5 separate regions of the Mus musculus genome follow, and all the other regions are linked to region 1. A link is a loop called in an ENCODE intact Hi-C map of the cell type or tissue named here. Cell type or tissue: heart. All regions are shown on one strand.

Evidence for each region. Peaks named below come from ENCODE experiments on the same cell type or tissue, not always from the same donor. Only the 100,000 strongest peaks of a DNase experiment are listed, where the experiment ranks them.
Region 2: a loop joins it to region 1, with 2.9 times the contacts of the local background. A loop is called at or near these places in 2 of 42 quality-filtered maps.
Region 3: a loop joins it to region 1, with 2.1 times the contacts of the local background. A loop is called at or near these places in 7 of 42 quality-filtered maps.
Region 4: it touches region 1 in a loop (6-fold over the local background); 8 of 42 quality-filtered maps call a loop at or near these places.
Region 5: it touches region 1 in a loop (2.6-fold over the local background); 2 of 42 quality-filtered maps call a loop at or near these places.

Annotation. Positions count from the first base shown.
Region 1 is chr9:64,337,960-64,342,959 of GRCm38, forward strand. It overlaps Dis3l (DIS3 like exosome 3'-5' exoribonuclease), which reads right to left and starts at 3,298. Exons shown (of 17, transcript NM_001001295.2): 1 at 3,034-3,298; 2 at 1,520-1,673. The coding sequence starts at 3,172. In heart, a CTCF peak has its summit at 2,557; DNase peaks (open chromatin) are centred at 2,602 and 3,272; H3K4me3 peaks cover 2,188 bases; H3K27ac peaks cover 1,661 bases.
Region 2 is chr9:64,177,097-64,182,096 of GRCm38, forward strand. It overlaps Rpl4 (ribosomal protein L4), which reads left to right. Exons shown (of 10, transcript NM_024212.4): 7 at 225-381; 8 at 625-708; 9 at 801-921; 10 at 1,127-1,466. The coding sequence ends at 1,348. It overlaps Snapc5 (small nuclear RNA activating complex, polypeptide 5), which reads left to right and starts at 2,201. Exons shown (of 3, transcript NM_183316.2): 1 at 2,201-2,324; 2 at 3,403-3,492. The coding sequence starts at 2,235. LOC115487261 (a small nucleolar RNA gene) reads left to right here and starts at 27; the gene lies at 27-97. In heart, CTCF peaks have their summits at 1,667 and 2,433; a DNase peak (open chromatin) is centred at 2,215; H3K4me3 peaks cover 1,520 bases; H3K27ac peaks cover 1,270 bases.
Region 3 is chr9:64,279,378-64,284,377 of GRCm38, forward strand. Tipin (timeless interacting protein) reads left to right here and starts at 2,208. Exons shown (of 8, transcript NM_001324557.1): 1 at 2,208-2,270. In heart, no CTCF peak of the experiment used is centred here; a DNase peak (open chromatin) is centred at 2,224; H3K4me3 peaks cover 1,895 bases; H3K27ac peaks cover 1,903 bases.
Region 4 is chr9:64,733,976-64,738,975 of GRCm38, forward strand. Rab11a (RAB11A, member RAS oncogene family) reads right to left here and starts at 3,781. Exons shown (of 5, transcript NM_017382.5): 1 at 3,609-3,781. The coding sequence starts at 3,648. n-TQctg9 (a tRNA gene) reads left to right here and starts at 4,071; the gene lies at 4,071-4,142. In heart, CTCF peaks have their summits at 2,713 and 3,681; DNase peaks (open chromatin) are centred at 2,786 and 3,786; H3K4me3 peaks cover 2,541 bases; H3K27ac peaks cover 2,167 bases.
Region 5 is chr9:64,169,963-64,174,962 of GRCm38, forward strand. It overlaps Zwilch (zwilch kinetochore protein), which reads right to left and starts at 2,969. Exons shown (of 19, transcript NM_026507.4): 1 at 2,856-2,969. The coding sequence starts at 2,929. Rpl4 (ribosomal protein L4) reads left to right here and starts at 3,425. Exons shown (of 10, transcript NM_024212.4): 1 at 3,425-3,471; 2 at 4,862-5,000. The coding sequence starts at 3,469. In heart, a CTCF peak has its summit at 2,839; DNase peaks (open chromatin) are centred at 2,899 and 3,479; H3K4me3 peaks cover 3,173 bases; H3K27ac peaks cover 2,265 bases.

The DNA of each region.
Region 1 (5,000 bases):
TGTAGTCTGTACTGGCTTCAAGCTTTCTGTATAGCTGAGACTTACATAGAACTCCTGAACCTTCTACTTTACAGTTGTTGGGATCACAGGTACCTGCCACCAGGCCTGGCTCCTGGGTATCAGGAGAACATTTTCTGCTAGAAACAGGGCTGATATCGTTGCATTTGAGTAAGCCTGTATCCTGGCACTTGGTTTACCTTAAAGCCACCAACAGTACAGTGCAAGCTGACAAAGTGCTCCTCTAATGAAAAATCAGAAAGGTGGGGCCTACTTGCCAATTCTTCACCTTTTGCTTTCCCTGTAGACACAGAAAAGCACAGCGAAACCCAAGAGCAGGAGCTCTTCATCAACTTAACTACTGAAACCTTCAGGAGAAAGGACATTTAAATTCCAACTCTTTGCTTTCGGTTGTCCCAGGAATTGGTTTTCAAAACAATCCTAATATTAAAAACATTTTAGAAAACAGAGGTTGAAGAGGCTTGCTGTGTGTGAGCGAGCTGAATGGTAACAACAAATTGATTTTAGTAAAAGAAATTGAAATACGACACCTGCAGCAGTGTTTAAACCTGGCTGTGTGTAAACATCTATATGTCTGTGTCTGAATAAAATCAACTTCAAGCTCATTTTAAAATATTCAATTTGAAAAAAAAACCCACGTACATTCTAGCTAATGTATATTTCTCTGAACTAAGCATCAGGACAATTTATCATTTTCATACACAAATAAAGAAAACTTTACCTTTTACTACCAAAAGCTGAAGAAACCAAAACATCTTAAAAACAGAATAAATCCAGTTTCTGCTTGTTAAATACCTTGGGGTGTTGAGGGTTTGGGTATATAATTCTAACATGCTATTCTCATAAAAGTTTCCAAATATTAAATGAAGCAAAACTGTATTCTAAGAAATTTGCACAGAAAGGGGCAATTATTCTTTCATTTAGGTGCAAGGTGAGTATTTTAAACTGGTCCAATTAGAAATGTTTTATTCAGCAAATACAATTACTATGGCTGATAGTTACAGGACTAATCTAAAAATCAGAAAGAGCTATTTTTAATTTCGTTGAATAAATCACGGTAAGTACAGTTTGCTTCTACAATAGAGGAAGATAAGATTTAAAAGTATTCTTTTCCAAAGAAAGGAATGCTCCTGAAACAATGTACCTATGAATAAGATTAAATACTATATATTATTAGCAAAAATAAAAGGAAGAAATAATAGTGCTACCTATGAAAATGTAAACCAGAAGCCAGTTCACCATAGAATCTTAACTATGTACATCCCGGGGACCCAGCAGTTTATTGATCTACAGTCAGATCTTTTGGCCAGGTGTTGAAGCACACATATAAAATGTTACTACATTCCTCACCAGCAAAGAGAATACCAAATTAGTTTCAAAAATCCTTTCTGACAAAATAATGAATTCCTCCTCTTTCCCTCTAACAAGGGACCTTTTCTAAAGGGGGCAGGGGAACCGGTACTGAAAATAAATAAATAAATAAATAATGCAAAACAGATACCTCCGGCCTCTCTGGTGCTGCACAGCTTGACAGGCCGTTTGCATGAAAATAACTCCCTTCAACTCCGGGAACTCCAGAACCTCGAGGTAATCCTGGACAACTTTCCAGTCTGGGATCACGTAATGAGTGACTTCGGCAGCCAGGAGCTTCCCATCTGAAACATAATTCAGAGTGGAAGCCATTAGGTAACATTTTCAAACCTGGTTTATGACTATTTCAATGTCACAGTGCTCCCGGTGTGCAAAATAACTTCTCATCTTAATTTCACCTTGAAGTTTTTAAAAGACAAGACAAATCTACTTTGGTGGAGGCTCAAAGTTCAGCTCCATTGCTCCCCCTCCCCTCAGCTGTGATTAAATACAAGCCCAACATGGTTTATGTTGTAGCCAGCACTTCTTCGAAAGAATGATATTTTAAAAACAAGTACGTCCCTGGAAGAAACTAAATTTCTACTAAGCCATCACAGACATGCATGAGCACTGACTGCGTTGGCTACTTACATATCCATTATATCTCTATCTACATATACACACGTGTATATATATGTAAGGGCAAGAGTGCACATGTGTGTGTGTGTTGACCCCTTGTAAGCATCTAACAATTCCAAGGCTATTCGGTCTGAAGCTTCCTAACACGGCTACACGGTTCTAGGGTTGAGGAGAACGTCCTAAAAAGGATGCGCTGTTCAATCAATGGGCTTCCACTCAACTGACACCTTGGTCAAGCTGTGACCTCAATCATGTATTCTGAAAAGACCCCCTCACGCTCATCTCCCACTAGGGGTAACAAACAGCTGGAGGGTCTGCGTACTGGCAGGAGCAGAGCAGGCAATGTCAAATGTCCAGCCAGCGTAATACGCTCAGGAGTAAGGTGCCAATAGCATTTTCGGGCAGAAAGGAGGAGGTGCCTACGCCCTTAGGTCCCCCTGGAAAAACCGAAGCATCCGGTGCCTGCAGGCTCTTCCACTTAGCCCGGCTATTGTAGCAGGCAGGTCCGGAGAGGAGCGCCCCTGAGGCTGCAGAGGCCGGTCCTGCCTGTGCCGGCCACTGGGAGGGAAGACTGGACGCACCGGGGACGCTCCAGGGCCGCTCCCGGCTGCCCCAGTACCGCCGAGCCCAGACGGTTATGCTCGCTCCGGCTGCCTACAGTCCGCGAGGGTCTGGCTCCGCCCTTGATGCCAGCGCTAAGCCGCCCTCGCTGCTCAGCTTCCCGCTCTCCTCTCTCCTTGGGTCCCGCTTCCTTCACTAGGGCCCCGCCGCCATCGCGACGCCAGGCCGGGATTCCCTTTGCTCTTTGGGCCTCTGCCACCCTCGCTCCTCAGGCCTCAGGTCCCTTCGCTCGCGCCCGGCAGCCTTCGCTACGTCAGGCCCCGGCCTCCCTCGTTCCTTTGGTCCTGGCTTCCCTCGTTCTCCGAGTCCCGGCTTCTCTCGCTCTCCGAGCCCCGGCTTCCCTCTCCGGCTCCGGCCTCCCTCGCTCTTCCCGCCCGGGCCTTCCCGGTCCACCCCGGCTCTGACCGTTGCGGCAGGCGGCAGGCTGCGGGCACAGCGGGCTGTTGCAAGGCACGCTGGGCCGCAGGTAGTGTTCACGCACGATCCGCAGCGTCCGACCCTGGAAGGTCCTCAGCAGCAGCACCTTCTCCCGCTTCTGCAGCATGCTGGCGGCGTCGCCCGGCACTGTGGCCGGGAAGCGGCGGGCGGCGGGCGGCAGGCGGCAGGCTCAGGCGAGACCGAGGCCTGAGGCCCGCCCCTCGGGCCTGGTCGGGCAGGCAGCAGCGTTCACGTTCCCGCTACCGCTACCGGGAGCGACCTAGCCAGGGCTGAGAATCCTCCGGGCCCAGTCCTACTCGCGCCTTTTATTCCTCTCTGTGCCTTAGTTGTCCCCGGGCGGGAAAAGTGTAGATAAACTTCACCCGAAGAATCCTCGGGTGTGAAGGTAGGATGTGGCAGGTAGTCTAAGAGTCGAGTGTAAAAGGATTATTATTTTTATTTTTATTATTATTTTTTTTACTTTGTTTCTACCCACAGGCCCGTGTGCGAAGGGCTGCCATAGCAACAGAGGTAATGCCGGGCAGTGATGGCTCATGCCTTTAATCCCAGCACTTGGGAGGCAGAGGCAGGTGGATTTCTGAGTTCAAGGCCAGCCCGGTCTACAGAGTGAGTTCTAGGACAGCCAGGGCTACACAGAGAAACCCTGTCTCGAAAAACCAAAACAAAAAACAAACAAAAAACAAAACAAAAACCAGAGGTAATAACTGTAGAGTTTTCTCGTCCTTGTTTTTGCAGTATCTGAAAGAATTGAAAAGCTCAGCAAAAAAGCTGGTAACCCTGCTGGCCAAACCGGTTTTCCTCTTCAAAAATATGCTTATTTTAAATTTTAATACACGTAAACATTCAAACACTACAGATAAAATGAAAACCAGTCCTTCTGGGGTAAACACTCTACAACTTTTATAGCGCTGGCAGCCTCGGGCAAAGGACTTCTTAGAGCCGCTATTGACATGATCTCTAAGTACTGTGCTTGTAGTGTTTGACAAAAAGGACGGTATCTTGGGAGACCACACACCCTGGATTCTCCAAGCACTGAGCCCACTGGAGCAAGAGTATCATTTAGCTTCCTTAAATCAAAGGAGTGGGTGTTTATTTGTATCATTTTATAGGCTGTGAGGCTGCATTAAGGGAGCTTAAGTGCCCAAGGATACCTAGTTATTATGTTTCAGAACCAATCTTGAAGCTAGAAACTGCTCAACTTCAAAGCAGGTTAAGCATCATCTAGTCACTGGTGAATAAAAGAGAGAGCGCCTGCACCAAAGGAATTTACTGCTTGGCAACCTTTGGTTAATGTGGCTGGCCCAGTTGGCTGGAAACACCTGGTTCTTCCAACGCAGCTGAAATAAACCAGGACCAGTCTCTCATTTCACCCTAAGGGAATGCTAAAGGGTCATGGTCTCCTCCTCCTCCTCATATCTCTGTGTCAAATCACTTGGTGAAACTCAAGGTAGACTTGCACAAACAGGAAAATAATGTAGAGCTGGCAAACAGGCACCAGACAGTGCAAGGAGAGTCCCTAAAGCTCTCCACAGTGAAAGAGGCTCTCCCTGTCTAATACAGGAGTCAGTTCCAGAGAGACCAGAGGACAGTGAGTAGCCAAAATTGTTCTCTACATAAAAAATGCCTTAGATAACTGTCCACCAATCCCTCCCCAGCTCCCTTCCTATCTTTTTTAAGCCACTGATGCTATGGATTGGAAGAACGACTTTGATTAGGTACTAATCTGCCCTTAATATCTCTCCTCAGCACTTTGTAGCTAGAAATTGTCTGCAAATGAACCACCCTTTAAGGAATAGAGCATAGCTAGAGTTTTATTGAGAGTTGATTTTTATCAGTATTTAAAATAAGGCTGTAGCTTAGTTGGTACTTAGCCTCTCTTCCCCTCACACCCTCTCCTTTCTCTCTCTGCCTTTTTGAGACAGGATCAGGACATG
Region 2 (5,000 bases), 160 kb before region 1:
CCTATTCTGTGCAGGCTCACTTAGCTTGGTTATGATGAAATTCCACTTCATGGTCCGTGTTTCTGAAATAACATGATATTGTGGAAGTTCTGAGTCCTACGTGAGTGAGCTACGCCAGCCATGATGGCTTGAGCTTCTAAGTGCCCTAGGTAGCTTGAGGAGCCATAGAAGTTGTATTTCTCCTGTTGGGCATGCAGGCTTCCTGATTCTGCTTCCTCTTAAAGGTATTACTCTGCTTAATGTAAGCAAGCTGAACATTTTGAAACTGGCTCCTGGTGGGCATGTGGGCCGTTTCTGCATCTGGACGGAGAGTGCTTTCCGGAAGTTGGATGAGCTGTATGGCACTTGGCGGAAGGCTGCTTCCCTCAAGAGTAACTATAAGTGAGTTTTCCCTTATTTATTACACGTCAATGACTAATGTGTGCACTAACATCCTCCATAAGTTCTGCATTCACATTTTGTTTGCGTTTTCCATTGTTTGGATGTGCCTCACCTGTGATTATTAAATGAAGATGTAAAGGTTTATTCTGTATCTGGAGAGTTGAAACATTTAAATTAAAATTTGTACTGCTTTGTGTTCAGTTAGAGAATGAGACTTTGGACTTCTCTCTTCCTTCCCCCCAGCCTGCCCATGCACAAGATGATGAACACCGACCTTAGCAGAATCTTGAAAAGCCCAGAAATCCAAAGAGCCCTCCGAGCACCACGGTAGAGTTTTAAAACTTAAGGTCTAACACTTGATACGACCCCTTGACTATTAAAGGGATACATGTTGATTAATGAATGCTACCTCTTGATAGCAAGAAGATTCATCGCAGAGTCTTGAAGAAGAATCCACTGAAGAACCTGAGAATCATGTTGAAGCTGAACCCTTACGCCAAGACTATGCGCAGGAATACCATTCTTCGCCAGGCCAGAAATGTAAGTCAGTTTGGCGTGTCAATTTTTTTTTTTTATTAGATTGCCCCCTTCCAAGACAGGAACTTACTATGAAGACGCTGGCGCCCCCCCCCCCCCCAACCACACACACTTGTTTCTACCTCCCCAGGTACTGGGGTTAAAGATGTGAACCACGATGCGCTCATTGAAGATAAGATTCTTAATTTTCTATTTGTTTTTGTTGCAGCACAAACTTCGTGTGAAAAAGCTGGAAGCAGCAGCTACTGCACTGGCAACCAAATCCGAGAAGGTTGTTCCAGAGAAGGGGACTGCAGACAAGAAGCCAGCGGTAGGCAAGAAAGGAAAGAAGGTGGATGCCAAGAAGCAGAAGCCTGCAGGGAAAAAGGTGGTTGCCAAGAAACCAGCAGAGAAGAAGCCTACTACAGAAGAAAAGAAGCCAGCTGCATAAACTATTAAAAATTGTTAAATTCCAGAGAGCAAGTAGAGACCGCATATTTCAATAAATCAAACATGTGGTGACAAACCCTTGTGTGACTCTTAAATTGTGGATGTTTCCAAGCCCCTTGAAATTAACCTTTTGAAGAACAAGTGGCAAGATGTGAGACTTCATGGTCAAACTTAGGTCATCAGAATTATAGAACAAAATTTTTTAAATAAAATTTCATTCTCTAGGCTGCTTTGTTCCACATGGTAGTCTACTTTATAAACTGAACTTGGGATAAATAGCTAGGGGCCAAGTCCTATGAATAGTGTGTAGTTATGGTAGCCACTAGAGGGCCTATGATGGTAAAAGGGAATGGCGGGACCACCACAGCTATGGCCACTGTGTCTGTAGAGGTGCAGTGTTCTTTGTATGAATCAGTCTGATCATCCTAGAATTATCATCGTTTCCTCTTGCCTTGATGTTAAAACTGCTAGCAGATAATGATGAGCGTGGGTAAAAACACTCCCTGAGACAAGGCAGTTCCTAAAGGTTAGTAGCATTCCTGTCCTTACTAGGCTTAGGTATTTTGGGTATTTTGGTTCCTGCCTGCATAAGTAGCCTTTGCAGAGATTAAAGTCACTTGGAAAGTAGGTGACAGGGTGCTGAGATGAATGCTATCCTAAAGCCTGTGGGGCCAATTTACTGTGAGGGATTACCAAGGGACTGAAGAATCTCCATGCTCTTTGGGATTCCACTTTGTTTTCAGATCGTGGGAGCTAAGCCCCTACTGGCCCTTCAGAAAACAGCTACGAGAAAGTAAGCCCTCAGCCCGGCGCTGGTCTCCGCAGTCGGCGGTGACGTCATCACCGCGCGCCTAGTAGAAGGCAGCGCCCTAAGGAAGTGGAAGGGGATGTTGAGTCGACTGCAGGAGCTCCGCAAGGAGGAGGAAACCCTGCTGCGTCTAAAGGCGGCTCTACACGACCAACTGAACCGCCTCAAGGTGAGCGTACAGCTTTCCAGCTCTAGCCCCTCGGGACGTCGACGGAGCGCGGCGGTACAGCTCCAGGCCGCTAGGTGTTGAGCAGGTTTAGCTCCTGAGCCCGCATCTACCCCGACCCAGCACGCCGGCTCACGGGTTACTGCTGTTTATATGCACTAGAGGGGGCTTTAGTGTTGTCATGCTAGTACTGAATCTCAGACCCGCTTGAGGCGCGAATGAAGTCTGGGAAAGAAACTTGTCCGCTTGAGTTCCCAGTAACTCTTCTGGGAACAGAGAATGACTCGGATGCAGATTTAGGTGCGCTTTGATCACGTCCTAGACATAGGGGTAATTTGGTCCCTGTGAAATGATCATGGTAATCCCTGGTCAGCACTCATGGGCAAGATCTTTAAATGTAAGTGACATGAGGATTAGAGGAGCCCTTTATAAACTGAACTTGTATACTTGTGGTAAAAAAACGATATGCAGTTTTTCTCAGGGCATTTATAAACTGCCCACCCTTATTGCAACAGAACCTCTTACAAGTACATGATCGTGTGTTGAAGATGACCTCCCAAACGCAGTTACCCTGGTGCACCAGGAAACACGTGCATTTTTTAACATTCTGCCTTTACTTTCTCATTAATGAGTAGACAAGCTCAATCATAGGACATCCATCTGTGTCTGTGGAACCAGCTGTCTCCTGGGGTGAGGGAGGGGAGAAGTGGTCTCGCCTGTGTAACCCAAGCATGCTTTGAACCTAGTGTGTAGCTCAGGTTAGTTTTAAACTTATGATCCCCTTGCCTCCCACATTTCTAACCTTAGTGTAGTGGCACTTGCCTTTAATCCCAGCACTTTGGAGGCAGAAGCAAGTAGATATCTGTAAATTCAAGGCCAGCTTGGTCTACTGAGTTGTAGGACTGCCAGTGTTACAAAGAACCTCTTCATAGGGAAAGAAAGGGGTGAGGAGGTAAAGCTGCCCTCCCCTTCTAGAGCAGTTCAGGGATGCCAACCTATATGGCATCTAGTGGAATTCACTCACTATAGTAACCCAGCAGAATACTCAGTGAAATAAATATCTTTGACTTTTCTTTCCTAGGTTGAAGAATTAGCCCTTCAATCCATGATAAATTCTCGAGGAAGGACCGAGACACTGTCTTCTCAGCCTGCACCTGAACAGTTATGTGATGTAAGTTTAGTCAAGTACAGACTTCCAGAGAGAGTGTAGAGTCCCATTGTGCCCGAGCTCTTTGGGCAGGCAAATGCTGTATGGCACATTATTACCAAGTCCAAAGGACTCTGGGAAGTACCATTCAAATATTTGGGGGCCTGGGCGAATTTATTGTACACTGAACCTAGGACTTCATACAAGGTAAGCAAGTACGCTACCAGTGAGCTGCATCTCCAGCCCCTCATAATTTGTAGTTCAGTAATTAGCTAATCTATATTAATCATCCAGACAATAGCAAGTACGCTACCAGTGAGCTGCATCTCCAGCCCCTCATAATTTGTAGTTCAGTAATTAGCTAATCTATATTAATCATCCAGACAATAGCTTATCTTTTATACTTTGTCAAGTTTAGGCAGCCTCTACTCTTCTAGTGTACACCAATATGCCTCGCCTACCCAGGTCTCAGATTACTCCATCCTTTCCAGCTACTCAAAGGAACCCCAACAAGCTAGCAGTGGTTGTTGTGTGTTTGTGGTGGGGCTTCTGTTGAAGCAGTGTCTTTTGTACCCAGGCTAGCCACCGTATGTTCTTCTCTCCTCCTGGGATTACAGGCATGTGCACTCGTATCCTGTTTAGAAACTCTGCTCTCTTTAGGACTATGTCATGGTCGCTGCTCTGTTAAGTGTGGCTTCAAGTACAAAGCTAAGGATGAGGTGCAGGTATTACCCTACTCACGCTTACCAACTGCCTTCAACAGAGCCAATACAGTGTTCCTGAATATACCGTGCTTTGAGAATTCTTTATAAGCTATGTAGCCTACACAGTTACTTTACTGATGATTTCTAAAAGAGCATGGTAGGTAAGTTAAGATCATAGTAAACATGAAGGACTTATTCTCACCGCTTTCCAGGAATGGGAGAAACGAGAAAGAGGAAAGTCATAAAAAGATGAACCTAAAATTGAACTTTAAAGATATTTTTATAGGTGTGTGTGAATGCAAGTTCGTCTCCATTGAACATCAGACACCCTAGAGTTGGGGCTTGTAGCTATCCAGCATGGGTATTAGTACTCAAACTTGGATCTTTTTGGAAAAGAAACAAGTACTCTTTTGTTTGTTTTGTTTTTTCTAGACAGGGTTTCTCTGTATAGCCCTGGCTATCCTAAAACTCACTTTGTAGGCCAAGCTGGCCTCTGTCTCCTGAGTGCTGGGATTAGACGTGTGCACCACCATCACCTTGCAGGCAACAAGTACTTTAACTGCTAATCATTTCTCCAACTCATGATGAGATTTGATTTTAAAAAGAATTTGCTGGGCTGGCGAGATGGCTCTGTGGTTAAGAGTGCCGACTGCTCTTCCGAAGGTCCCGAGTTCAAATCCCAGCAACCACATGGTGGCTCACAACCATCCCTAATGAAATCTGATGCCCTCTTCTGGAGTGTCTGAAGACAGCTACAGTGTACTAACATATAATAAATAAATAAATATTTAAAAAAAAAAAGAATTTGCTGTTTTGAGGCTTAATTCT
Region 3 (5,000 bases), 59 kb before region 1:
AAAAAAAAGGTTAAGTCAACCTTGTATGACCACCTTGTAATTATGTCTGTGTGTCAGGAGGGCGATACGACTAACGTGTCATGCGTCATGCTTATGTTCTCCTCCTGTAACCCTGCCTATTTCCTCACCAACCCCCTCCATTGGAAACACTCACCCCAGAGCTTTAAAAACCCTGTCTTCCTCACGCCCAAGGCTGATCTCTTGATCCCCGCTTTTAGGTGTGCAGGAATAAAGAAAAAGCTTGCTTTAATTAATTTGGCCATGATGATTTGGGTCGGTGTTCTTTCTCCTCCAATCTTTGGAGTTAACACAGGAGCACGAGATACTCGTAACTGTTGAGCAATCTTTCCAGCCCCACCCAGCTCTGCTTTTATTTTGTATGTGGGTGTGAGGTACAGAATCAGGAGGTGAGCACTGGTTGCTTCCCTCACAATCTCATTGTTAAAAAAGACTTCCTGTGGGGCTGGAGAGATGGCTCAGTGGTTAAGAGTGCCGATTGCTCTTCTGAAGGTCCCGAGTTCAAATCCCAGCAACCACATGGTGGCTCACAAACATCCATAACGAAATCTGATGCCTTCTTCTGGAGTATCTGAGGACAGCTATAGTGTACTTACATATAATAAATAAATAGATCTTTAAAAAATACTTTTATATGTATGGTTGTGTATGTAATACATATATGCCTGTGTACATACATACCCATGCATAAATAAACCTACATACATAAATAAACCATATATGCATCTATACATACCCATAACTACATGAATAAACCATTCATATTTACATACATATCCACACATATAAACATACATACATAAACCATGATATACATACATAAATCTACAGAGTGCTTGGTTCTCTGGAGGTCAGAAGAGAGCCTCAGATACCCTGGAATCATACACGGCTGTGTCACTATGTGAGTGTACTAGAGTCCCCTACATGAGCAACATGTACTCTTAATGGTTAAGCCATCTGTATGTCTCAGCCCCCCCCCCCCCCCTTTGAGACAGGGTCTCTCACTGTGCCTGGAACACATCAGTTAAACCTGGCTGGCTGGCTAGCCAGCTGGAGGAATCTGATTTTTGCCTTCTCAGAATCGGGATTCCGGGTAATATCAAGCTGTTTTTTAACCTGGGTATTGGAGATCTGAACTCAGCTCATCATGCAATGTGGGGGAGTCCTTTACCCTCTGAGGGATCTCCCCAACCCTGCCCTCCCTTTTTGTTGTTTGTTTTGAAACAATATCTCACTGTGTAGCACTGGATGGCCTGGAACTCCAGGGATCTGCCTAAGATTAAAGGTAAACACTGGATCCAATACTTTTTTTTTTTTTTTTTTTTTTTTTGATTTTTCGAGACAGGGTTTCTCTGTGTAGCTCTGGCTGTCCTGGAACTCACTTTGTAGATCAGGCTGGCCTCGAACTCAGAAATCCACCTGCCTCTGCCTCCCAAGTGCTGGGATTAAAGGCGTGTGCCACCTCGCCCGGCCGGATTCAATACTTTTAAAGAAAACAGGGAACCCTCCTTTTTTTGTTGTTGACATATTTCTTTTTTCTTTCTTAAAGATTTATTTTATGTATGTGAGTACACTGTAGCTGTCTTCAGACACTCCAGAAGAAGGCATCAGATCCCATTACAGATGATTGTGAGCCACCATGTGGTTGCTGGGGAATCGAACTCAGGACCTCTGGAAGAGCAGTCAGGGCTCTAGTCACTGAGCCCTCTCTCCAGCTCTTGACATATTTCTTTGGGTCTACACGTCTAACCCTAACTACAAACTACAATCTTTTCCTCATATCTTTATTTAATTAACAAAATTCATAGTCGTGGCATTTTGCTATTCTGAAGATGCAGTAATTTTCCAGCCAAAGTTGTTTGACACTACGTTTTACTCCTCTACAAATCAGTTTTCTTTTCTTTCTTTTTTTTTTTTTTCTCGTAGACGCTGGCCTGGAACCTGTGGCGATCCTCCTACCTCAGCCTCCGAGTGCTGGGATTCCAGGCGTGCACTATTATGCCTGGCTTCCATCGTTCGTGTTCTAAACCCGGAGACCTATTTCTGGAGCTAATAAAGCGCCCAGAACTCATTGCCGTCCCAGACATTCCGGATGGGTAGGCGGGCTTCCGAGCGCGGTGGGCGGGGCTCAGACCCTTAGGCTCCTCCCACGCCTCTTCGCCTACCCTTGGCGCCAAATTTCTCAGCTTGTCTCGCGGAGCCGAGTCTCGCGAGAAGCGGTGTTGGCGCGCTTGGCGGCGGCCGCTGTCTAGGTGAGGTGAGACCGGTTTCTGTGAGCGCAGATTTTGGAAGTGGAGCCCGCGTTGCAAAGGCGGCGCGGGGCGCGGGAGATGGGGTCTCACCCAGGAGCCAGGCGGAAGCGGGGCTGAGGAGGAGCGGGCGGAGCGGGTGGGAGGCGCCGCGGGAGGATGGCGGGCCTGCACCGGAGCCGCGCGCACGGACCTAGCTGAGAGGGAGGCTGGGAAGCGGACTCGAGGGGAGGCGAGGGAGAGGTGACATCCCTAGGGCTGGCGCCGACGGTGGGACGAGAGTGAGGGTGGTGGGACTTCCTTTAGGGCGAGGAGCTCCTGTTTTGACAACTAGGGAAAACGGTAGGTTGGAAACAGGTCCGGGAAGGACTTGTGGATCGGATGTTGAATTTGTCACGCACACTGCTCTGGGAGTTTGAGGACCTGGAGGGGGAAAGAGACTTAACTCGTTAGTGTCTAAAACACGTGTGACAGTTGTCAAGGAGAGAAGGAAGGGCTGTGAACATCTAATTCTTTACAAACACTGAGAGAAACCAGTTTACTGATAAGCCCCACTGTGCTTTTTTGGTTAATTGCTGGTTATTGTAGTTTTAAGTCCTGTTCTCAAACTCCCATTAGAATGGGATTGAGTGTACTAACTAGATGTTTTGAGGATTGGGGTGCTTGTTCTGGGCCTGGAACCCAGGCCAAGTGGTCCTAGGTAGAGTTATAATCTACCCTTGGTTCCCACATTTAAAGGTACTCAAAGACGTAGCGGTTTATTATCAGGAGCCAGTACTTTGTTTTTATAAATTTACGGTCACAAATTTAGAATTGGGGACAGCTAGTAAAGGCGATATAGTGCTGGGGAACAAGCCTTACTGAGTGTGATCCCTGGGTCTCATGCAAAGCTGGAAGGAAAGAATTGACTCTACCCACAGAGTCCTTTGCTACTTTGTGGATTCTTTCTTCCACCCTTCTCTACCCTTAATCTACCCTTTAGGCTCCCTAAAAAACGAGAGGATAGGGGGAAAAATGGCAACATTATCTTTACCCTGCAGATGAGGAGTGTCAAGTTCCTTGGGGCATGTTTGAGGCAAGGTGAGGACCTTGAGGATGTGTTATTTCTTCTCTTGCTCACCACTAAACAAAACCACAGCCAACAGCAAGCAGTCAATCCTGGCCTTTACCCTCTGAAAAGTCCTGAGGAAGCTATCTGCAGTTAGCAGAATCGCCGTTACAGCATTAGAGCTCAAGGCCTGTCATACCAGCTGCTGTGGGCAATCTGAAGCAGCCAATTCCCATACCAGGAGTTAAAATGAAGAAATAATATTTCTGTGCTTTTTTAAAAAAAAGATTTATTAATTTTATGTATGTAAGTATACTGTAGCTGCTTAGACACACCAGAAGAGGGCATTGAATCCCATTACAGATGGTTGTGAGCCACCATGTGGTTGCTGGGAATTGAACTCAGGACCTCTAGAAAAGCAGTCAGTGCTCTTAACTGCTAAGCCATCTCTCCAGCCCATTTCTGTGCTTTTTTTTTTTTTTAAAAAAGAAACCACCACTGGGCATGCCTTTAATCGCAGTACTTGGGAGGTAGAGGCAGGCGGATTTCTGAGTTCGAGGCCAGCCTGATCTATAGAGGTGAGTTCCAGGACAGCCAGGGCTACACAGAGAAACCCTGTCTTGAAAAACCAAAAAAACAAAACCCAAAAAAACAAAACCCACAATTCCAAAATTGTCATTACAGGTTGTCCTTTGACCTCCCCCGGTGGCACATAATGCACTCTTATTATACATACAACAAACATAAATTTAAAGAAGTAATAAATTTAGAAGTTTTGGGGATGTTTTAGACATGTCCTGAGTATAATATCTTTAGCTGTTTTTGTTTTTTAAGATTTTTTTTTTTTACATGAGTACACTGTCGCTGTCTTCAGACACACCAAAAGAGGGCATCAGATCCCATTACAGATGGCTGTGAACCACCATGTGGTTGTAGGGAATTGAATTCAGGACCTCTGGAAGGCAGTCAGTGCTCTTAACCACTGAGACATCTCTCCAGCCCATATTTTTAGTTTTAATTTAGGAAATTTTGAAGGTTTAAGAATGTGTATCTTGCTGGGCAGTGGTGGCTCACATCTTTAATCCCAGCACTTGGGAGGCAGAGGCAGTGAATTTCTGAGTTCAAGTCCAGTTTGGTCTACATATTGAGTTCTAGGACCTATACAGAGAAACCCTGTCTTGAAAAAACAAAACAAAACAAAAAACCCAACCAACCAAACAAAAAGAGTGTGTATCTTGGGGGATATGTACACTTGAGGCCAGATGTCAAAGCCCCTGAAGCAGTAGTTATAGGTATTAGTGAGCTATATAAGTATGGTGCTGGCAACTGAACTCAGTCCTCTACAAAAGCAATTTGTGTTTTAACCACCCCAGCCATCTTTCCAGCGGGAGATTTTTATTTCTAATTAAAGATAGTGGTTCTCATTGTAGCCCAAGCTGGTCTGGGGTTGGCGCAGCCACATAACTGAAGATAACAAATTTCTGATCCTCTCTCTCTTCCTGAGGGCTGGGATTACAAGTCCATGCACTGCCTTGCCCCAAGGTAGTTTATGAGGTACTAGGAATTGAACTCAGGGCTTTGTGGATTCCACTGTGTGTATAGAGAAGGACTTTTGCCCTAACTGGCCTCCTGGTTCCTGCTTTAGCCTCTTGAGTGTTAGGACTACAATGAGTATCACTGTTCCT
Region 4 (5,000 bases), 400 kb after region 1:
ACTGTAATCACAGGCATAAGCCACCATGCTCAGCCCACATTTAGTTTCATACTTCTCTAGCAAGCTCATTTTCTGTACTAAAATTTAACTTCTCACCTCACCTACAGAATATTAGCTTTAAAATTTACCACCTGAAATTACTATTTTCACACTGGTTTTCAAAAGCTTGGAAGATAATTTTAATCTCAACCACATTCACAGTCCAACCTCACCAAGTCTTTAAAATAAAATGCATCAATAAGGCTAAAGTCTAGACACGTTTTTCCAGGTTCATCAGAATCTGAGTTGCTAAGCCGAAAGTTGTGAAAGAAAAGCCACCAAGCTTCAACTTCAAGTCGGTGGGTGTTACTGCCGATCAGCTGATGACTCGTGACACCTGGACTTCAATGAGACTCAGAAGATAAAGCCAGGGGAGGTAGACTACGCACCCAGCTGTGCTGAGGAAGTGCCACTTTGGCTGTCTTGATACCCAACTACCTCACTTGTGCCCCACAGCACCTTAACTACATTGTATATGTACAAGATTAACAGGTTTTTAAACAGCCATGCTTAAGTAAAAATTAACCTTCAAGAATGCATCATTTAGCATTGTCCTCTCTGCCCACATTACATTCCCACTTAGACTAATCCACCCCATACTAATAAACATGCTCGTGTTCCACGTACAAACCCCAGTCGCCTTAACTTAAGTGTGCTAGCTAGCCTCCTCCAAAGTTGAAATGCCACGGTTCATCTTAGTGAATAAATCTCTGTAGAATGAAATCATTTTAAAGTAATTGTATAAGTAAAAAATTGGCTAAGTAATCAGTGTTGAAATAAAAAATAAAGTGACTCATATCCTGTAGCAGTTTCTAAAAAGTGGAAACTCTTCTCAGCAGAATTTTTAAACACCCAGTCTCACACAGCAAAGTATACAAAAAAATAAAACCAGAACCCACATAGACACAAAATATTTCAGAAGTTTCTTGGTTCTGTGCTTCTTTATTAAAATTTACATGTTCTTTATAAAGATGTATTGATTAGTGAGTGAGGTGGCTCAGTGGGGAATGATGCTTGCTTACCACGCCTGATGACATGAATTTGATCCCTGAGACTGTCGGGGTGGAAGAAAAGAACTGACTCCCAAAATTTGTTCTCTTACCCTCAACATGTGCTATAGTACACACTAGCATACACAAGTCAGTAAATACAATTTTTTAAAAACTTTAGGAGCCGGGCATGGTGGCACATGCCTTTAATCCCAGCACTTGGGAGGCAGAGGCAGGCGGATTTCTGAGTTCGAGGCCAGCCTGGTCTACAAAGTGAGTTCCAGGACAGCCAGAGCCATACAGAGAAACCCTGTCTCGAAAAAACCAAAAAATAAAAAATAAAAATAAAAAAATTTTAAAAGATTTATAGCTCAAAAGTCGGACAAGAACTATAACTTCATTTATAACCACTGAGTCCTCACAAGAGCTAAGTTTTATAATCTCACTCCCCAAAAAGTATCACAGTATTTCCTTTACTGAGGAAACTGAGGCTCAAAAAAGTTGAGCTGGGAGAAATAGTATAATTATATCATAATCTCAAAAAGTAAAAAAATACAAAAAAAAGTTAACTTTTCCAAGGTTACAAGGCAAAGAAACATAAAACCCCCATGTTTTCTCATTGATCAGAGGATGGTCTAATCTAAAAATTAAACTTTAATTCCTTCGGCCAATCTAGGATAAATTAACATTCTTAGAAAAAATAAAGTTTTCTATAACCAACATTCACATTCCAAACCAAATAAGAGAAATAACTTCAAAAGGTACCACCATTACAAAGTACTTAAAAATAAAACTCCCTTGATTGACTAAACCTTAGGATTTAGGTAATTTCAAATAATCTCAAATGCCTTAAATAAACATCCTAGGTCTCCTATTTGTTTTTATTTTTTTTTAATTTTATCTTATTTTATTTTATTTTTTGAGACAGGGACTCACTATGTAACCTGGTTATCCTGGAACTCACTCTGTAGACCAGGCTGGACTGGAACTGCCTGCCTCTTCCTCCCAAATGCCGGGATTTTAAAAGCCTATACCGCCAAGGCCTGCTTTCCTAGTAGTATTTTTAAGGTTTGGTGCCTTCTTATCTATACATTACTTTCCAATATGGTAGTAAGGGTAACACTGAAGGTACTTACTCTATAAATAGAATATTCGGAGTAACTTTTGATAAGGGTGTACTAGCAGCTAATATGTCAAGACTTGTAAAGAATTTGGAAATGTTTCCTGCTTCTTCACTTAGTCCAATCACTCTTAGCACCCAATGGCAAAGCCAGGAACACTCACCATGCTTAACACTCTTGAAACTCCACCCTCCCCAGAAAAGCTTTAAAAGCAAGGGCTTCTTCCTCACTGGCAATGATCTTTGTTCAACAAATTACTGATGGCTGCCCTTCTAATTCAGGAGCAGAGCAAGGCTACGAAAGTGAGAGCGCATTCATGAACAAAAAAAGCGTTCACTGTACTCTCTCGTCACTGAGAACTGTATCCTTTCACTTCAGCTTCTTCGCGGACTCAACCCATAAGCAAGTCTCTATTTACATTCTTCCCTGTTCTGTCCACCGGCTCCACATTTCCCCCCATCCTGTAATAAATTCTTGATTTCACTAAAAGGGCACGCTAGCACTATAACCCTCTCTCACTGTTTGGGAAAGGTATGTGACCAACCAGGGTTCTTCCCTTCCTGTCGGATCCTCCCAGTATTGCAGCAGGAAGCAACCAGTCCACAGTGATAAGCTCGCTAGTATTTGTGCAGCGCACAACCTTTCCTGTTCGGGAACTGGGCCTTCAGGTCTGGCAGGGATAACAGCCACCACCCATCCGCAGCCCCTTCTCGAAAGCCAAGTAAAAGGAGTTATCCCGGTCTGGTTGTAGCTAGGCAGGGACAGAGATGAAAAGGGGGGGAAAAAAAAAAAAAAAGAAAAACGCGAGGTGGGAAGTCATCTGCTTGCCTGGACACTGCGACAAGTGCATGAACGCCAGGAGTGATGGACAGCCCCTCTTGCCCTCCCCTTCTCTCCCTCCCACCAGCCAGGTCGCTCCGGAGTGCTAAACATTAGTTGCCCGTCTGTGGGGAGGGAGGGGACAGTCCGCGGGTACTGACCTCGAGGTCTGCGGGGATGGGGGTGGGGGCCCGGGGACGGGCGAATCTGGCCGAAGCCCAGGAAAAGGCTCACGAGGAGGGAAGGGAAGAAAAGGGAAACGAACAGAAAAGAGAAAAAGCAACACCCCCGCCCCCCGAGCCAGTGGGTGTCCCGATATGGGTGCTCAGCCCAGGCAGGGGCCTGTCAGAGGGGGGACGTGAGACGAGCAGCAGCATCCAAGAGGAGGGGCTCGAGACGCCCAGGGAAGGAACTGCACGGCCGTGAGGGACGCAGCCATCGGGGAGGACATACAGAGAGGGGCGCCGCGGCTCGTCAGGCCTCCCAAGGGCGCGGGAACCCGGACGAGCGGCGGGACCCCCGACGGGGCGGCAGGAAGGAAGCGCCGAGGCGGACTCCGACCAGGGCAGGGCTGGCCCTGCGCGGGTCCCCCGGGAGTGTCTCGGGCCCCAAATGGGCTCTCGCTGGCCCACGGCCTCACCTTTAAAGAGGTAGTCGTACTCGTCGTCGCGGGTGCCCATGGCGCGGCCGAGGAGCTGAGGGGCGGGAGCGGCGGTGGCAACGGCGGCGGGACCAGGGGGCGTCGCTGCAGGGGTAACCCGAGCGAGCGAGGAGCTTCAGCTGCCGGACCCGGTGACGAGCCCCGCCCTGTATGCGTCACTTCCGGAAGGCCCCAGCCCCTCGCAGAAAGTACTTCCGGAGAGATGGCACCCCGCCCATAAGCTAGGCAGGGTGGAATGCGCAGGAGTGGACACCACATTCTCACCCGGCTTTGGGAAGGCATACAGGAAAAACAATCCTAAAATGGTCCTTGGAGCCTTTGGCTTGTTCTTCTCCCCAATCATTCAGAGAAGCGAAGTGTAAATCTTTTAGTATCTGGCTTCCGGTTGGGGGCGGAGTTTTGTCAGCATTAGAGACCCGAAGGCACTGCTGCCTCCGTGCTGGTTCCATGGTGTAATGGTTAGCACTCTGGACTCTGAATCCAGCGATCCGAGTTCAAATCTCGGTGGAACCTGCTCCCTTTTCTTCATACTTTTAACTCATATTGATTGTATTCTTTAGCTCATATTGAATAATAGAATAACCTTGTTATATCTGCTCTTGGATTGAACCACAGGTAGCCTTTACCTATGAAGACTACACTAATCAATCTTGTCAATTCAGTAGTATCTGATCTTCATGGAGACCTATTGAACTCTTTGGTTTTTCTTAGCCTTGGAGAAAGTTTGTTACTTGATTCCTTTTGCTGGAATTTTATACCCTCAGCTTCAGTTAAGGATAGGCACTCCTCACCCACTCAATCTCTCCACAAATCTATTGCACTATCTCCAGATGTCATTAAGAGAACTTCGCCCACCCTTTCTCATAAAGATTCAAGATCTTGAGTCCTATTTTCTGGCCTTCGAGCTAAGCCCGATTAAATAAATTTTAACACAAGAAGAATGGCAATTCCCATGTTAGCAAATATCAGTGTTAAGACTCAAGAAATTTGCCACAGCATCTCCTAATAATTTTGTTCTTGTTGTTTGAGGTGGTTTCACTCCCCCTCTGTACCCCAGAATATAGCTCAGGCTGGCCCTGCTGTCCTCCTCTGCCCCTTCCCACCTCCACCTCCGTCCACACAGAGGCATAGTCATCTAATAATTCCTGGGAAACAGATGTTTGTCATTCAGCCTACAGATGGAATTCAAATTGCTAATCAACTGACCTTAAGCAGAGATGTTATTTTTTTATTATCTGAATAAGCTCAGGGTTGTCCTTAAGGTCTTTCCAAAGTTGGAAGGAGGATTGTCAGCAGGGACGAGATGTTCTTCCAGACAGCCACCAGCAAGTCTGAGGAGTTCCCTTATCTATTAGGGACCTGGATTCGGAG
Region 5 (5,000 bases), 170 kb before region 1:
GGGTAAGAGCACCCGACTGCTCTTCTGAAGGTCCGAAGTTCAAATCCCAGCAACCACATGGTGGCTCACAACCATCTGTAACAAGATCTGACTCCCTCTTCTGGAATGTCTGAAGACAGCTACAGTGTACTTACATATAATAAATAAAAAAAAAAAAAAAAAAAAAAGTTTCTAGCCAGGTCGTGGCCCAGATAGTGAGGTCTAAAAAGGAAAACCCTGCCTTGAAGAAAAAAGTCTGGGACTTATTAAAAAAAGAGAGAGAGAGAGAGATTTGCCCTTTTAATTAGGGATTTGGGGTGAGCATGTAACTTTAGAGGCCAGAATAGGACACTGCACCCTCTCACCACAGCTGGAGTTGTGGAGAGCTGTGGATCACCAGAAGTCACCACAGCTGGAGTTGTGTGGAGAGCTGTGGATCACTAGAAGTGCTGCTCTTCACTGCTCAGCTGCTTCATAAGGCATTTAGTAGTGATCTCAAAGTACACAAATTATAAAACACTGGCCGACTCAAATAAATTACCAAAATGTATTGCCAGCCTGAGCTATAGGGAAAGTAGCTCTAGTTACTGAAAGAGCCCAACAGTTATATCAGAATAGTTCGCATCTTTTGATCTGATACTTGACCTAATTGATCTAGAAACAAAAAACAAGCCTGATAGGTCAACTTTTGTTATATTGCACAAGACTCTTTACTATATTTATTTAAGCATGTATGTATGTGTGGTATGTGTGTATTTGTCAAGGTCAGAGAACAATATGTGAGATATTTTCTCTTTCCACTATGTGGGCCCCATGCCATGTTTGGTGGCTACTGAACCATCTCTCTGGCCCAAGATATTGCTTGGTTATTCAGCAATTGTTTATCAAACACTCTAGCTAGTTCCTGGGGATAGCAAACAAAACTAGTCTTGAATGAATGTAGAGTAAACTACCAGTTATAGGGTACTGAGAACTCTGAGAGGACAGGAACTGTGAATCACTTGTAACATTTCAGAGACATGATTATGGCCCAAAACAGAACACTGGAGATGGGCAAGAACGAGACTTGTCTAGCATGCACAAGACCCCCACCTCTGATCCTCAGCGAAGAATTAAAACAACAGAAGTGGCTGGGAGTCTGGGAAAGATGAAAAGAAAGAAGCTGGCTGGTCTTTTAAGTTTAGGACTCTTAACTTGAAGAATTCTGGAGTTAAATGCCACATCGGCAAGAATGGTAATTTCTTCCTAGGTTTGTGGTGAAGCCCTGGAGATCACCAAGAAACTTCAGTAGGCACGGAGAGGGATACAGTAAGTGAAAACTTCTAGAGTTTATGCATGGAAAGATGAAAACATCCAGGAAAGAATTAGTAAGCATAAAGGATCTAAATAAATTTGTATCAATGGAGGTGATAAAACAGACATAAAACAACCATAGAAGCTGAGAACATAACTCGGGAATAACAGTGCTTGCCTAAAATGTGTGAAGCCATTTCCAGAACCTCAAAAGCTGGGCATAATGGTACATGCCTGTAAGGACAGCACATTGGACACCGGGCCACGATGTTTACAAGTCCAAACTCAGAGATCTTGGGTTTAAAACAATAAAGTACTTAACACCATGGCAAAATACCACAACAGTTAAAAACAACTCAAGTTCCTGAGCTCAAAGACATTAGCTTCTTTAAAAACATCAGTTTTGTTGGGCGTGGTGGCTCATGCTTTTATTCGTAGCACTAGGGAGGCAGAGGCAGGTGAATTTCTGAGTTCAAGGCCAGCCTGGTCTACAGAGTGAGTTCCAGGACAACCAGTGCTACACAGAGAAACCCTGTCTCAAAAAAAAAAAAAACAAAAAAAAACAAACACAACACAACAACAAAAACCCAACCACTAAAACCCACTAGTTTTAGCTGGGCAGTGGTGGCTCCCGCCTTTGACCCCCAGCACTCTGAGGGCTGAGGCGGCCGGATCTCTGAGTTCCAGGCCAGCCTACTCTACAGATTGAGTTCCAAGACAGACAGGGTTACACAGAGACACTATTTTTTTTTTTTTTTTTTTTTTTTTTGATTTTTCGAGACAGGGTTTCTCTGTATAGCTCTGGCTGTCCTGGAACTCACTCTCTAGACCAGGCTGGCCTCGAACTTCGCCTGCCTCTGCCTCCCGAGTGCTGGGATTAAAGGCGTGCGCCACCACGCCGGGCTCTGAAACTATCTTAAAAAACAAAAGCACATTAGTTCTTTTCCTGTAGTAGTGAAAAATTATTACTGCTTTTGTAAACAGGAGGGGCAATAATGGCAGTTAAAAATGATAGCATTTAGAGACTAATGGGCTATACCCAACTAGCAACACCTTGCACCTAGAATTAAAGTTTTTTGTCTTCACATCAGGCCTACGAAATCAAAAATCTCAGAGGCTGAGCCAGTCAATGTATATTTTGGCAACCCTGTGGGTGATTCTGATGTGAGTCGCTGACTTAGATTTTCACACAGGATGTAGAAGTTGACAGAATTTCACTGAGGGAACACAGTGAATTTGTGGCACGGCTCACGCCTCTCATCTCGGCATCAGGAGGCTGCCGAGGAGGGTCGATGCGGATTCTGTCCGTTTCTGAGCTTGAGGCCCGATGACATCTAGCTCTCTGTGTCCCAGGAGCCTCTACTTAGAAGCGTGTACATCAGTCCAATCCGTACACTGCTTTGCCATCTTGCCTCCCTTGGGTAAGCTCGGGTGTTTTCTCCGGAGGCCGGCAGTAGCCTAGGCCTCCGCAGAGCCCTGGCTGCCTCTCACATCCCAGGTCCAGGAAAGCCGGCAGCCAGCTGTGGCAAACACCACCGGCAGGGGAGGGACAAGTACCATCCCATTCCCCAACCACAACTCACTGCCGGAGACGAGCATAAAACTCCTCCGCCGCGCGGTTCATTCGCGACCACATACCGCCGTGGCCTCCGTCCATTGCTAAGAAGTTAAACTGAACTGCGCGCCCAGACAATGACGTCAGAGGCCATGACCCCGCCCCGCCGGAACTACTTCACGCTTTAAGTTCGGTTTGTACTCAACGCTAACACATTGCTTTAATTTAGTAGAGCATCCCCTCAATTTACTATTCCAAAAGTCTCCCATTTCTGTTAGGGGGGAAAAAATGGACTAAAAGAGATGTTATGATGAGGGTGGGCGGGATGAGGAGAAAGATAATTCTCGCGAGAGTTGTGACGAGTTACGAATTATTCCGCGAAAAAGAGTCCCTCCTTTCTAATCACTCTTTTTAACTTTAAAAAAAATGAATACATAATTTTAACACACGTCACGCAATAATATTACCTTTTGAAATTTTTACATGTAGCAGAAAGATAGATCGTGTCTCTAATTTGATTTTGATAAGGGGCAGGATGCGGAAGACGAGTGGAAGGATATATAGAGTACAAGTGACAAGTCTTTCCTTTTCCTGTGGGAGCAGCCGGGTAGAGAGGAGCGTGGCCTTCTCCTCTCCCCGTCATGGTGAGTGGAGGTCTTCTACACTGGGCTTCCCCCTGGTCTGGGGGGCGGCTATAGAGGAGGGCGAAGGTTCAGAACATGGAATCTGCAGAGAGGAGACGAGGGAAAGGAAACCTAGCACCTTTTCTGGCCGGAGCTGAGTTGTGGGCGCTGAGGCAGCCATCTTAGAGGCAACGTGGGCAACAGCGCCAGGTGGATGGTAGAGGAACCTTTGGGATCTTAGCTTTTCTTAGTTCTAAGCTTTGCTTAGTTCTAAGCAGGGTTGCTGGAAGCCGAGCGTTTTGATGCCAGAGACTTGTCAGGGGTTCGAGATCGTCCGATGACAACTCCGCACAGGCCGTGGCGGGTCATGTGCTTTCAGTCCGGAGAAATTGTCTTCAAAGAAAAGGGCTGAAGGATATCTGAATTTATGCTTTCCAGGAAGATTGCCTTCACCTCTTTAAGACAATTTCTGGAAATGCATGTCTTCGTTACTTTATATGATGTAATCTAGACCTTTGAATCTTAAGCGAGTTTTCAGTAGTAATTAGTATATTGTTTTACCACGAATGTTTATCTGTAGATGGATTAAGGTTGTTCTGACCACAGTAATTTGGAGACTGTTAGATTCATCGTTAAACCGACTAGATAGGTTGTCCTATTGTGAGACGACTTAAAGGGGGGTATAGTAGAAGAGATGGTATAGTATCTGGAAGGGCACATGGGAAATAGGTCAGACCTAAGTGCTGGTGGAATCCTCAGTTAAGAGTCTTTCAGAGTATCAAAACGTTTCTGAATTTGAAGGGGTCTGGAACATTGGATAAATGAGCAGGCCAGCTTTGCTGAAGTTGGTGAGGGTAGAATTAATTTAACATGTCCTCATTAAACAGTATCTATGAACAGTTTTTATAATGTTGCTTCCAAGTTTGTTTCTCATTAAAATTGATAGATTTTCAGGTTGTCCTTTTGCTGTAAAACTATTGAAATGATAAACCCAGTGGTGGTTTACTGTGTTGCTTGAATTTGGGGTCTCCTGCAAAGCAATACTTGCCTCAAACTGATTCCACAGATTGGCCTGTATATGGCCTCAAATATTGGGACTTTTACTTCTGTATTTACATATTTGTCTCCAGATATCAAGCTCTTGACATTTAATTATGGGATGAATGTGTCTCCAATGTTGTCAATATAAGTACTCTTGATTATTTTTAAGTGAATCCATTATTATTATTATAACATTATATGGTTTTATTGGCATTGTATTTCCTGTCTCACACAGTTAACACCTGCCTTCCTAGTCCCCAGGGAGTCATATCTGTTTGCAAGTACTAATAATGTGGGCTTTAAAATCTAGGTTTCAAATACAGGAGATGGTACTTCCTCTGTTTTAGTTACTTTTTTTATTCCTTCCAAGGCTTGTGCCCGTCCCCTCATATCGGTGTACTCCGAAAAGGGAGAGTCATCTGGCAAGAATGTCACTTTGCCAGCTGTGTTCAAAGCTCCCATTCGACCAGATATTGTGAACTTCGTTCACACCAACTTGAGGAAAAACA